4 separate regions of the Homo sapiens genome follow, and regions 1, 3 and 4 are each linked to region 2. The links are chromatin contacts, found by Hi-C or POLR2A ChIA-PET in ENCODE. All regions are on one chromosome and are shown on one strand. Each heading gives the region's core, a stretch centred on a gene start or an enhancer-like site at or near the end of the contact. The rest is flanking DNA. Distances are from core to core; before and after follow the strand shown.

Region 1 (3,097 bases), core at 164-2,663, 660 kb after region 2:
AACTCTGCTTATCCTTGAAGACTTCAAAGAAATTAGTGAGAGACAGTCACCATCACCAGAGTCAGCACAGGTCAACTTTTCTCTACAGGCTTGGGGTTTCTGAAGTTGGACTTGATGTGGAGAAGCTGGATAGCAACCAAAATGATTGAAGGGCTGTGGCGCTGGCACTGGTAAGAATGAAAAGAATTAGGGTTACTGGACTTGGTGAAAAAGACATGAGGAGAAGGGACAGGCAAATAATAATCAAACACCATGAATCAGAGGGTAGGGAAGGTAGCCACCGTTCCTTTGCTTTTACTAGAGACTAAGAAATGGATTATACATAGCAAGAAGCTTCAGAAAAGATTTCTTACTACATAAAGGTTCCAAGACATTGGAGTTGACCAAGGGAGTCTGTGAACCCTATTATTTTAATTACTCAGCTCATGGAGTTGTTTTGAGGATTACGTATATAAAAATCTGCGTAAATGACGTAGTATACAGTGCCTGGTTCACACCGTGGCTCAAATGATGGTTATTATTATTCTCTTACTAAGCATGCTTTAAAGGCTGTCGGAAAACTTTGGGGCCACCTAGGAAATCGTAGTATAATCAAATAATGCTGAAATTCTTGTGTGTGTGTGTGTGTGTGTGTGTGTGTGTGTGTGAGGTAGGGGCTCACTCTGTCGCCCAGGCTGGAGCACAGCAGGGCGATTACGGTTCACCTCAGCCTCGACCTCCCGGGCTCAGCCTCCCAAGTAGCTGGGACCAGAGGCGCACGCCACCACCCTCGGCTAATTTTTCTATTTTTTTGTAGCGACACTGCCTCGCAATGTTGCCCAAGCTGGGATGCTGAAATTCTTCCCCTTCCAAGAATCCATCTATAATTATAGCCTCCACGTCATTCTCCCTATTGGAATGTTTAATTGACTAAAACTACATTGCCTTCATCTGCTTACTAAGCGGTGGATCCAGTAAAGACCACATCTTGTCCAAAAGACGGCAGCACTTAATTAGCGCTCAAATGGCACTCGAACGTTTGGGCGAGGGGGTGTTCAGTCGCAGCCACCTTACTTTGCGAAGGCACACAGGGACAGACGTTCGCTAAGTGCCGATACTTAGGGAGAACGAGAGGGCCTGACCAGGTAAAGACGGCCTCCGCTGCCCAAGCTACACAAAAAGGTTGGGGAGCCAGGACCCGGCAAGCAAGGAGAGAAAAGTTTCATGCGTTGAGCTGGAGTCTGAAGCAAGGACCTAACGGACACAGGGAAACGTCACAGGAAAGGGAGCCCAGGAGAGCAGACGCGGAGCCACCAGACCAGAAAAAGGAAAAAGCACTGGAAAACAGCATCGAAGTCACCGGAAAGCAGCATCGAAGCCACCGGCGCCAGCCTCATACCTGCGCTTCCCGCTCCCCTCCTCGGCGCCTAGTGATAACCTCACCCGCCGGCGCCCAATCCCGTCGAGCGTCAGGCGTGAGGCGGCGCAGCCAAACAGTCACATCCGGGGCCGAGAGGAACCGCGAACGAGCTGGGCGTGCGCCCTTGCTTCGTGCCCTCAACCCGCATGGCGGAGCCGCTGGCGCGCCGCGGAGAGGCCGGGCGAGTCGGGCGGTTTCGGCGCCCGCGCTGAGCCGCGGAGGAGGGGCGGAGGACGCCCCTGCAGCCGGTGCGTCTGCCCTCAGTGAGGCGGGGCGCGCGGCGGACGCCCCCGGGCAGGGGCGGGAGTGGTGGAGGCGCCGGCGGTTGGCACTGACAGGGGCGGTGAGCGAGCCGCTCCGGTCTCCGGGCGAGGCTTGGCCTTCCGAGCAGAGACGGCGGGAAGCGGCGGCGGCAGCGGCGGCCCTAGGGCCGGCTGGTGAGGCGATGGCGGCGCCGGCCCCGGGGGCTGGGGCAGCCTCGGGCGGCGCTGGCTGTAGCGGCGGCGGCGCGGGCGCGGGCGCGGGCTCGGGCTCTGGGGCCGCGGGGGCCGGGGGCCGGCTGCCCAGCCGGGTGCTGGAGTTGGTGTTCTCTTACCTGGAGCTGTCCGAGCTGCGGAGCTGCGCCCTGGTGTGCAAGCACTGGTACCGCTGCCTGCACGGCGATGAGAACAGCGAGGTGTGGCGGAGCCTGTGCGCCCGCAGCCTGGCAGAAGAGGCTCTGCGCACGGACATCCTGTGCAACCTGCCCAGCTACAAGGCCAAGGTGAGAGAGCCCCGGGCCACACCGCTGCCCCCAGTCCCGCTCCCCGGCGTCGTTCGCGGTGTTTCTCATCCGAGCTTCTGAGTCAGAAGCTTCGCCTCACCAGCCCGCCTTTCCACGGCTCCAGTCAGTATCTTCCTCACCTCCCCCCAAGATAAAGATTCTCTTTTCTTTGGATCGAAGTTCTGCTCCTTAACCCATCCCACTTCCGTGATCCACTTTTCAAACAACTAGGTAGTTTGCCTCACTCATTCAACTTTTGACAGTTTTCCCCGTTAAAGACAGACCACCACTCTTGTACCTTTTAATGCCCTCATCCTACTTTTCTCCCCGGCCTCCAGATAGACTTCATTATATTAAATAATCCCGGCCACCTTAACATGGGCTTAGTTTCTAAGTTTCTAAGTTTCTAGTTTGCTTTCACTCCACGTTTATCTCATCTTTTCCAAGCTCTGATTTTTAACCATTTGTTTTCATTATTTTCCCCCAAGTTCTCTTTAGTTCCCTCCACTATATTGGAGGCTTACAAGTGAGTGTAGTTCTAGTCATCCTGCTCACTTACAAGATACAGGCTTTTATAGAACGTCCACGGGCACCACCTAACATACTGCTTTGTCCTGCTGTTATTGGCTGTTTCCTTGCTAACTTTTTAATAGTTCCACATTGATGGTGTCTCTCTTTTTCTATTTGTCATCTAACGTGCTGATTACAGTTTCGCTGCATCCTTCCTGCATATTCCGCCCGCCTTCATATACAAAATAAAAATGTCAAGGAACAAGTTGTGGTACGGCTGAAAGGACTCTCAGGCCGAATAAACAAAGGGTCTTGGTCTTGAGTTGAGTTGAATGGTTAACAGCTATTCAGTATAGCAGTCAATCAAGATCATATATAAGAGAAGATAAAGTCTGATTGCAATGTGTTAAACATAATGAATGCAT
Region 2 (3,291 bases), core at 455-2,954:
ACGTTCACAGCAGCTTTCTCTGAAAACCCATCAACAGGTCAATGGATAAACAGACTTTGGCACACGTGTACAATGACTGTTGATACGCGCAACCACCTGGACAAACTCCAAAATACTTCTGTTGAATGAAAGACGCGATTCCGTTTACAGTAAATGCTGCAAACTCAGACACAGTGACAGAAAGTAGACCAGCCTGTTACCTGGGGTAGGGGATGGCAGAGGAGCGGGGGATGGAGGGGTTCCACAAGAAAACTTCTGGGGACAGGGGAATAAGGGGGATGTTCACTATCTTGAAGGTGGGGGTGGTTTCACGGGTATATACACAGGCCACAACTTATTAAATTGTGTGTTTTAAATATGCTCAGTTTACCATATGTCATTATATCTCAATAAAACTGTTATTTAAAACAAACAAAAAGAAACACTGCATCTTCTAGACGAAGCACAAGGTGGGGGCTAATCCCGGGCTCAGGGGCCAGAGGGAACAGTCTGACCCTTCCTCCCTAACATCTGCCGGGGCTCCGGGGAGGTGGGCACCAGGCTCCAAAGGGCCTGAGGTTTCTTTACTCACGACACTGCAGGGGAAGTCCTGGCCCACCGCAGACACCAAGAAACTGAAACCTAAAGACATTATGTTGCCCAAGGAAGTTACACAGCTTGTAAGCGATATAACCAGATCAAAAGCAATCTGTGTGATGCCAAGGCCTTTCTCCCATTCATCTACCACAAGTTCAAAAACGCCGACCTGAAATAAGTAGGTGAAGATTGTGTGTATGTGTTTAAAACAGACCGTTCTCTCCACTGAAGCCAGACAGTGAGAGCCACTCTGGCCATTCCAGAAGCGTCAGGCACCGTGGGCACAGCAGCTGAACTTCCGGTGCATGAGTGTTTGGGTGGCAGCGCGACAGGCATGGGATGAAGCTGACAGGCGGGTTTGAGTTTGTCTGAGGAGCGGGCTAACCGGCTCCTCCAGCAGCTGCTACCTCCAGCACCACTCCCTCTGCCCCCAGAGGAGAGCACCCAGTCTGGTTCGGGACAGGGGTCTGGGTCCATCTGACTCACAGCCACACCTCGGGCTGGGGCAGAGGAGGGTCCTCTAGCTAAGGCCCTGGGCAAGCAGCAACCCTGCACCCATCCCCACCCAGGGGCAGGGGAAGCAAGCACCTGACAGTGCCAGGTAAGAGGCGAACAGCTCTAGGAGAGTAAGGCCCACAAGCAGCCCGCCAAGCCCCCTGGGGGCACGAGGCGGAATGAGTAGGTCTGGCACTCAGGCCACGAGGGAGTCAACAAGCCAAATACAGCCCCCACCCTTGGCCCCTACAAGCCCTACCTCTAGACTGGGCTGGGAGCTCCTGTCCTGACAGGTGCAGAGCCCATGATACCACAGCGGCCCATCTGCAAACCTCCCCAGGGTGGGGCCACAGAGGCAGCCCAGAGCCCTGGGGTGCAAGTGCACCCTCCTCTCCCGCCCCTCTAACGCTGGGTCGTCCCACCCAGAGACGAGAGGGCTCACCAGTTGCTCTCCCTCCTTCCGCCCACTAATCATCCTTGGCTCTGGGCCCTCAGGGTAAATCAGCTGTGACAGGACGGCGTGGCAGAAGCGGGCCAGGCTCGTGCCGTACCCAAGCCACTAGCTGTCACACTCATCTCAGCTCACGTGACCAACAGGGTTACAAGATAAGGTTCTGTTAATCCCACGCTGCCCTCTTCCCTTCTGTGGGACGTGTTTTGAGGACTTGTGTGTTGACTGCACCATGCAGAGCATATAGCATGGAGGCACCCCTACTGCCATCGGGGGGCAGGTGGAGGGGGGACCGTCCTGCAGCTCCTCCCTGGGGCTACCCCTCTCTTCCCTCTGCACAGACCTGGCAGCCACCCAGACGTCCCGCCTGCTGCCTAGACTCTAAGAAGATGCCCTATCACTCCAATTACCATACACAGTACTGGCGGGGGAGAGGTCCTGCCTTGCCGCTGAAAACTGCACTGCTTCCTCCCTCCAGGGATGAAAGGCCAAAAGAACGAGGGCAGTGTGGAGTCTACGCTCTCGCCAGGGACCTGCAGCCTCTCACTTCCAAGCACACCAACTCCAGCTAACAGGACTGGGCTTCCTTACCTGCCGCCTTCCGCTGCCTCCCCGCAGACACAGCTTCAGCGACGCCCAGGCTGAGACGGCAGAAGAGGTTCCCGCCGGCCGCGGCCTGCCCTCAGGCAGTGGCTCCCAGAGCTCAGCGGTTCCCCGCACTCTTCTGCGCCCGACTCCCCATGCCCCTACATCCTGCGTCCCCTTCAGCCCCGGAGGTACCGTGGGGCCCGGGCCTGCCAGTCACCACCTCCTCCTCCGCCGGCGCCTCCGGGTCCTGAGCCCCTCGCCGGGTCCCTCTCCCTCCTGGGGCTCCTTCCCGTTCAGGTAGGTTTCCTGGACAGCCCGCACCACCTGTCCCTCCTGCACCCCGGGCAGCCAATTCGCCTCTTGCACCCCCAGGCGCCCCTCCCCCGCAGGCCCCCGGGGCCCCACCGGCCGGGCCCTCCCCACCAGCTCGGGGCGGCTTCGGGGCGCCGGGGCCGCTCCCAGGACCACCGCCTCCCGCCCGACGCTCTCCCACTGCCGCTCCCCCAGTTCGCCGGAACTTTCCGGCCCCTCCCTGCGCTCGCGGGGGCCTTCCCCGGACTCGGACGCCGGTTCGGGCTGCTGCAGCAGCCTCCGCGGGCTCCCCTCCCCGCGCTCCTGCACCCCGGCCCGGGCCTCGCCGCGCTCCTGCACTGCGGGGCTGCCTCCGCCCTTCTCCTGGTGCTGCCCGCGGGGCCCCAGCCCCTCCTCCTGCGCCACAGGCCAGCCCGCCGAGCCCGTCCACCACGGCGGGCGCCCCCAGCCCGCGCCGTCCGGCGGCCCCCACACCACCCCCCGGCTGGGCTCGTGGCCGCGGCCGCCGCGCTCCTGCAGCCCCGGGCCCACCCCGCCCTCCTCCTGCACCGCCGGGCCCACCCCGCCCCGCTCCTCCACGCCGAGCTTCAGCCCGCGGAGCTGCTGCGGGCCCCAGCTGAGAACCCCTACGCGCTGCGGCTGCTGCTCCGGCAGCGCAGGGCTCAGCCCGCCGCGCTCCTCCTGCGCGACCCGCCGGGGGCCCCCGACCGGCTCGGCCCAGCGCACTCGCTTGCCCCCCAGAGGCCGCGCGCTCCCACCCCTCCAGATGGTGCTGCCCTCGGCGCCCGCTCACACCGCCCGCCCGCCCCGGCCCTCCCCTCCCGCCCCGGGCCGCCCCCGAGTCCCGCGCCCGCCTCCCCGCCCTCGCC
Region 3 (3,294 bases), core at 286-2,785, 600 kb after region 2:
ACTTTAGCCTCGTCGCATGATTAGGAGAATCAAGAATTAAATGAATGGAGATGTATAGATAAGTAAATCAGAGGCCGGGCGCGGTGGCTCAAGCCTGTAATCCCAGCATTTTGGCAGGCCGAGGCGGGCGGATCCCTTGAGGTCAGGAGTTTGAGATCAGCCTGGCCAACATGGTGAAATCCCGTCTCTACTAAAAAACAGAAAAATTCCCCGGGCGTGATGGTGCACGCGTGTAACCCCAGCTACTCGGGAGGCTGAGGCAGGAGAATCGCTTGAAACCGGGAGGCGGAGGTTGCAGGGAGCCGAGATCGCGCCACTGCACTCCAGCCTGGAGGACGGAGCGAGATCCTGTCTCAAAAAAAAAAAAAAGAAGGCTCCAGACGGGCAATTCTTTAATTTTTAACACAACAAACACCCATCGAACACAGCGCGGGCATTTTGACAATGGACAAAATCTTGCCCTTGACTTTATAATCCATCGACATTTGGGGACCCATAAACCCCCTAACCTCTGAGAACTATTTAGACAAATACTAGTCGGGTTTTTTGGTTTGTTTTTACTTTTTAAATGGAAAAGTGATGATTCACCTTTTCAAAGACTTGCGGCTTTTGGCCAACAAACACGCCATGGTTTACTCACCCACTTCCTCTGATTCTTGGCCAGACGCTCTAAGCTTGCACTCCCTGGGATAGTGTTTTTGAATTATCGTCCACAGTTCCACGTTGACGAGAGAATTTCTTCGGGTATGGTACCGAGTCCACGACGATACCCGGCGGCGACAGAAGGGACAGCATAAACTCGCCTTTTCGACGGTCGACTGGAAGCACGGTTTACACAGCGTGTGGTTACACGGGAGGGTGACGGGCTCCACGAGGATTTCCATGCAGATCCCGCACTGGCACTCGGACAGCGAGGGGATGGCGTCTTTGGGTAGAGCCATTTCAATATGTTAGTAAAGCCGACTAAACAACGACACCTGCACGAAAAAGAATCCTATTTTCGGCCAACCACAGAGAGAGCAAAAGCAGTTTTGTGTTTCAGTATTATGCCCAGAAGCGTATCAGAATTCGGAGAACAGGAGCATCCAACACGTCTTGAAGCAAAAAGGCGCTCTCAGGGTCAGGCAAACAGGAATACCCCGGAGGGCGGCGTCTTTGTCCATTTTCAAGGCAAACGTCCCGCCAGCAAATAAATGCAGGTTTTCGTCGGAGGAGCCTGGCTGCTCCGCGGCATGAACACCGCGGCTGCGGCTCCCGGGGCAGCGAGGGGAACGCGCCAAGTCCTCTCCTCCCCTCACCCGGAAAGGATGCTCCGCTCAGCTCGGGGCAGCCGGGCCCCGGGACGCGGCTCCGGGAGGAAGCCCGGGCTCCGGCTGCAGCATAACTTCCGCTTTACCGCTGCTGCGGGGGAGACGCGCGACTCCCGTGTTCACCTTTCGGGCGCCTGGCGCAGTTTCCCAGAGCTCCGCGCCCCCGTCCCTCCTACGCAGCCAGAAACCCTATTCGTTGCGGCAGCGCAGCAGCCACCGGACAAGCGCTAGCAACGTCACAACCGCCCGCCAAAATCGCACTTCCCACCCAGAAAACTGCCCAAGGGCGAACGTTCCCGGGGCGGGACTTCCGGGGTCTGCGCGCCGCCCGCCCTCCCTCCCAGCCGGAGACGGTCCCGCCCTGGCGTCGCAGCCCCGCCTAGTGCAGCCTGGGTGGAGCCTGACCTTTCCCTGAGATTTCTGCGAGGCCTCAGACACCCCTGGTTTCTTGGTTTCTGGGTAGAAAAAGGGAAACCTCAAAACAAAATCAACAGCCAAACAAGGCCGGGTGCGGTGGCTCACGCCTGTAATCCCAGCACTTCGGGAGGCCGAGGCGGGCGGATCACCTGAGGTCAGGAGTTCAAGACCAGCCTGGCCAACATGGTGAAACCCCCGTCCTTACTAAAAATACAAAAATTAGCTGGGCATTGTGACAAGCTCCTGCAATTCCAGCTACTCAGGAGGCTGAGACAGGAGAATCGCTAAACCTGGGAGGCAGAGGCTGCAGTGAGCCGAGATTGTGCCACTGCACTCCAGCCTGGGGGACAGAGCAAAATTCCACCTCAAAAAATACAAATAAATAAATAGATAAAAGAATTGGGGTCTCACTGTTTTATCCAGGCTGGACTACAACTCCAGGGTTCCAGGGATTCTTTCGCCTCAGCCTCTGGAGTAGCTGGGTCTAGAGCTTGCAACTCCATAGCCAGCTCCGGACCTGCATTTTTTGAGGGAATCAATCAGTGTGAAGGAAGAGAAAAGAAAATCACTGTGCGTGAAAGCAGCCTTTAAGTTGTTTTGAGGCTGCTGAGAGCATTCAGGCTGGGTAGGGGATGGTTTCCAGGTTGAGAACAACGAGGAGACATCGGTCGTTGGTAGAAGTCTTTGGGAACTTTCATTTCAATGTGGGTTCAGAAACCTGTTATTGTCTGTGATAGCTCACACCTGTAGTCCCAGCACTTTGGAAGGCCAAGGCGGGAAGATCAGTGGAGCCCAGGAGTTCAGGTCCAGCCTGGGCAACATAGTGAGACCCTGTCTCTACAAAAAATAAAAAAATTAACTCGGTGTGCTGGCTCACACTTATACTCTCAGCTACTCTGGTGGCTGAGGTGGGAGGATCACTTGAGCCCAGGAGGTCAAGGCTGCAGTGAACAGTGATCGTACCACTGCACCCCAGCCTGGGTGACAGGGCAAGACCCTGTCTCAAAAAAAAGAAAAAAAAAAGAAACCTGGGACTGTCATCTGGTTGTCTACAGTAACAGTACCTTAGCTTGGAATTTCAGGCTTGTTTTTTGTTCGTTTGTTTGTTTTTTTGAGATGGCTCCTCATTCTGTTGCCCAGGTTGGAGTGCAGTGGTTTGATCTCAGCTTACTGCAACCTCCACCTCCTGGGTTCAAGCGATTCTCATGCCTCAGCCTCCCGAGTAGCTGCAATTACAGGCGCGTGCCTTGTAATACCACGTGCATTGTAATACCACGCCTGGCAAATTTTTGTATTCTTAGTAGAGATGGGGTTTCACCATGTTGGCCATGCTGGTCTCGAACTCCTGACCTCAGGTGATCCACCGGCCTTGGCCTTCCAAAGTGCTGGGATTACAGGCGTGAGCCACTGCACCTGGCCTTCAGGCTTCCTAATATGTCCACAACCTGCTTTTCCCATCGAATCTCCCATTATTCTTTTAAACATGCAACTATGATTTATTCTCTGTCATCCAAACGTTTTGCTTTCATGACATTGCTTTCTCGGTTCATCCTAAATGGGTTGCTTT
Region 4 (3,062 bases), core at 74-2,573, 510 kb before region 2:
CTTTAAGTCATTTATGCCATTTTCATATATCTACTTGATAAACTAGCAATTCTCAAGTAGGTATTTTAAGATTTAACTAAATTTTTAAGTTGGATAGTAATGGGGGATTTACACTGAGTAAGATATTCTCAGGAGACAGAGCTAGGATGAAAACTATTTCCAGAACAAGCATGGTGGCTCACACCTGTAATCCCAGCACTTTGGGAGGCTGAGGGGAAGGACTGCTTGGACCCAAGAGTTCGAGAGCAGCCTAGGAAACACAGGAAGACCCTGTCTCTACAAAAAATAAAAAGATGAGCCAGGCGTGGTGGCTCACGCCTGTAGTCCCAGCTACTCAGGAGGCTGAGGTGGAAGGATCACTTGGGCCTAGGAGGTTGACGCTTCAGTGCACTCCAGCCTAGGTGCCACTGTCTCAAAATAAAACAAAAAACTCTATTTCCAGAACTCCCACTTCACCTCTGTGTGACCTCTGAATAATCATCTTATTGACTTGTGATTCTGCTTCTCCACTGGGTAACATTTATTTTTAAGAAGTGTTTAAATCTCTAAAATAAGAAAATAACTTTGAATTATTCAGTAAAGAAATGCCTATGATAAAATGAGATGCTCTAGCATATGACTGGAGAAAATGGAAGGTGCTGCACTCTGTAGCACAGAAACAGAAATACTTCTTCCTGACTAAAAGTTTCTCATTTGCTTCAGCAACGTTTTTCAAACTATGCATTGTCCCCTTAACCTAGAAAACATTTTTCATTCACATCAGTCCTCAGTCCCTTCACCTACTCATCATTTAAACTTAATTTACACACGAGAACAAATGTATGTGTATGAGGATATTCAGTGTAACGCGTTAGAAACCTAGATGTGCAGCAATAGGAAATAATGTAAATAAATTACCATATATCCATACCATTATGTGAGGCAGAAGATTTTAAATGAGGTTGATCTGTATCTACTGATATGGAAATCTGCACAGGATAGAGTATTATATTGGGGGGGGGGGAAGCAAGCTACAAAATTATATGCATAGCATGAGCTCAATTTGGGAGCATATTTATCAGTCTACGAACTACAACTCTGAAGAATGGGGATTTGATAGCAGAAAGTATAAATAAGGATTTGCGCTTTTTACTAAATTCTAGATTGTTTAACTATTTTCAGCAACTATGCATTTCTAAGCAACGTTTAAAGCTAATAAAGGGGAAAAAGAAGTCCAAACACCATCTCCCCAAGACATGGTCCTCCTGGAACCCCTCAACCACTCAAGCTGAATGGCGTACCCTCCCGTGCCCCTCCAGCACCTCACACACATTCTATCACTGTGCACCTCGCTCACTAGTCTCAGTTCCCCATAGCAGTACAGACACGCAAACAAAATGTTTGTTGAGCCAAGGGAGAAACTCACTAAGTACGCTAATTGTCAGATACCCTCTTCATTTACATTTTAACCTTTATTTATCTTTACTCAGTCTTCCATTTCTTTCAAGCAAATTAGTTGAAATGACCAGTTTGAGATTTAATCGTTGGTTTCTACTAAACAAATGGGTTGGGATAAACTTTTTGTAACTTCTCCAATCTTATTTCACTGTGCAATTCTACTAATTCACTTTTGTAAAACAACATGTTTAAAGAAAGGTAAGCAGCAAGGCACAGTGGCTCACGCCTGTAATCCCAGCACTTCGGGAAGCCGAGCTGGGCAGATCACTTGAGGCCAGGAGTTCTAGACCAGCCTGGCCAACAGAGCAAAAGCCAGTCTCTACTAAAAATACAAAAAGTAGCGTCAGGCCAGGAGTTTGAGACCAGCTTGGACAACAAAGCAAGACTCAGTCTCTCAAAAAATTCCAAATAAAAAATGTTAGCTAGGCACATAGTGTGTGGCTGTAATCCCAGCTACTGTGGATTCTGAGGCAGGAGGACTGCTTGAGCCCGGAGGATTGCTTTATTTAACCCAGGAGTTTCAAGTTACAGTGAGCTATGACTGCACCACTGCGCTCCTGCCTGGGCCACAGGGCAAGACTCCATCTCTTTTTTTTTTTTTTTTTTAAAGTAGGGGGTGGTAAAGACTAAATGAGGACTGTTCATATCATCAATCACAGTACATGACACAAAGAACAAAATCAATTCGCAGATGAATAGATGACTTCTATTCATTGAGATAGAACCATTCTGGGACATATGTTTAAAAAACTAATAAGTGAAATAAAAGAATTTACCCAACAATCTTTCAAAATATTAAATGATAGATATTAATTCTCTGCAATCCTCCCCAATTTTTACGAAGCACATAACTTTTATAAAAATGCAAGGCAATAAAGAGGCCAAAATTATAGACCCCTACCCTCCATAGCTTAAAATTTAATTTAAAAAAATCAAGTTATATACACATTAATAATGAAATAAAATATATGACTGAGCAGCAAAATGAGCAAAACAGAGAATAAGTAATAAGGGAGATAGATGTTAAGAGAAAGGGAAGAAAAGAGAAGACAATGAGCACAGTCACAAAGGTCAGCAAACAATTACCCAACAGGCAAGTTTGACCCATAACCTGTTTTTACAAAGTCTATAAGCTAAAAATAGTTCTTACATTTTTAAGTGGCTGAAAAATATTTTTAAAAAATAATATTTTGTGATGCATGAAAATTATATTAAACTCAAATTTCTGTTCCTCTAAAGTTTTACGGAAGCAGAGACAAGTTAATTCACTTCCGTAGTCTCTATGGCAGCTTCCACGCCATGATGGCGTAGTTGAGTAGCTGCAAGAGAGACCATATGGCCCACAAAGCATAAAATATTTACTATCTGGCCCTTTACAGAAAGTTTACTGACCATTAAGAATGTCAAATATAAGAACATGAATGAAAATCTTTTCTCATATATGAAATACATAAAAGAAAATAAAATTTGGACTTAGCTCTAGCAGTCTGTACTCTAAGAAGCTGAATAAGCCCAGAATTCAGAAAAACAGATACTTTATTTTTAATAACAATACCTTCATTCTCTTATCTATTCATGCATCATAGTTTTTTATTATCAATTGAAAAATAGTTACCTAAAAACAT

The links. Hi-C counts contacts between places; a loop is a spot of excess contacts on that map. ChIA-PET counts read pairs that join two places held with the same protein, here RNA polymerase II (POLR2A). Pooled maps may share reads with other maps.
Region 1: a pooled map shows a loop between it and region 2 (7-fold over the local background). The contact joins the promoter of WDR53 here to the promoter of TNK2-AS1 in region 2. A Hi-C loop is called at or near these places in 10 of 50 pooled maps. POLR2A ChIA-PET finds 5 or more read pairs at or near these places in 2 of 52 experiments (B cell and activated naive CD4-positive, alpha-beta T cell).
Region 3: a loop to region 2 is called in a map of natural killer cell, with 7 times the contacts of the local background. The contact joins the promoter of RNF168 here to the promoter of TNK2-AS1 in region 2. A Hi-C loop is called at or near these places in 1 of 168 maps with a recorded cell type or tissue (natural killer cell), 9 of 37 single-sample maps with no recorded cell type and 18 of 50 pooled maps. POLR2A ChIA-PET finds 5 or more read pairs at or near these places in 1 of 52 experiments (activated naive CD4-positive, alpha-beta T cell).
Region 4: a pooled map shows a loop between it and region 2 (4-fold over the local background). The contact joins the enhancer-like site here to the promoter of TNK2-AS1 in region 2. A Hi-C loop is called at or near these places in 1 of 37 single-sample maps with no recorded cell type and 3 of 50 pooled maps. POLR2A ChIA-PET finds 5 or more read pairs at or near these places in 1 of 52 experiments (PC-9).

What each region holds. Positions count from the first base shown.
Region 1 is chr3:196,567,141-196,570,237 of GRCh38, forward strand. It overlaps WDR53 (WD repeat domain 53), which reads right to left and starts at 1,414. Exons shown (of 4, transcript NM_182627.3): 1 at 1,379-1,414; 2 at 1-167. It overlaps FBXO45 (F-box protein 45), which reads left to right and starts at 1,520. Exons shown (of 3, transcript NM_001105573.2): 1 at 1,520-2,162. The coding sequence starts at 1,845. RefSeq lists enhancers at 1-755, 2,773-3,097 and silencers at 1,477-2,016, 2,138-2,432.
Region 2 is chr3:195,906,372-195,909,662 of GRCh38, forward strand. TNK2-AS1 (TNK2 antisense RNA 1) reads left to right here and starts at 1,705. Exons shown (of 2, transcript NR_145450.1): 1 at 1,705-2,407. It overlaps TNK2 (tyrosine kinase non receptor 2), which reads right to left and starts at 2,180. Exons shown (of 16, transcript NM_001382273.1): 1 at 2,114-2,180. RefSeq lists enhancers at 394-443, 494-723 and silencers at 2,394-2,643, 2,694-2,883, 2,934-3,291.
Region 3 is chr3:196,502,233-196,505,526 of GRCh38, forward strand. RNF168 (ring finger protein 168) reads right to left here and starts at 1,536. Exons shown (of 6, transcript NM_152617.4): 1 at 641-1,536. The coding sequence starts at 941. LOC105374307 (a long non-coding RNA gene) reads left to right here and starts at 3,120. Exons shown (of 3, transcript XR_924897.3): 1 at 3,120-3,294. RefSeq lists enhancers at 1-330, 331-1,014, 666-735, 776-865 and a silencer at 1,486-1,785.
Region 4 is chr3:195,392,893-195,395,954 of GRCh38, forward strand. The region is part of intron 1 of ACAP2 (ArfGAP with coiled-coil, ankyrin repeat and PH domains 2); the gene reads right to left. Among named protein-coding and RNA genes, the nearest start is that of ACAP2, 49 kb to the right of the region's middle. RefSeq lists an enhancer at 1,862-1,951. Within about 2 kb of position 1,324, at least 2 of the 41 ENCODE cell types and tissues checked have a DNase peak (open chromatin) inside an H3K27ac peak, as active enhancers do.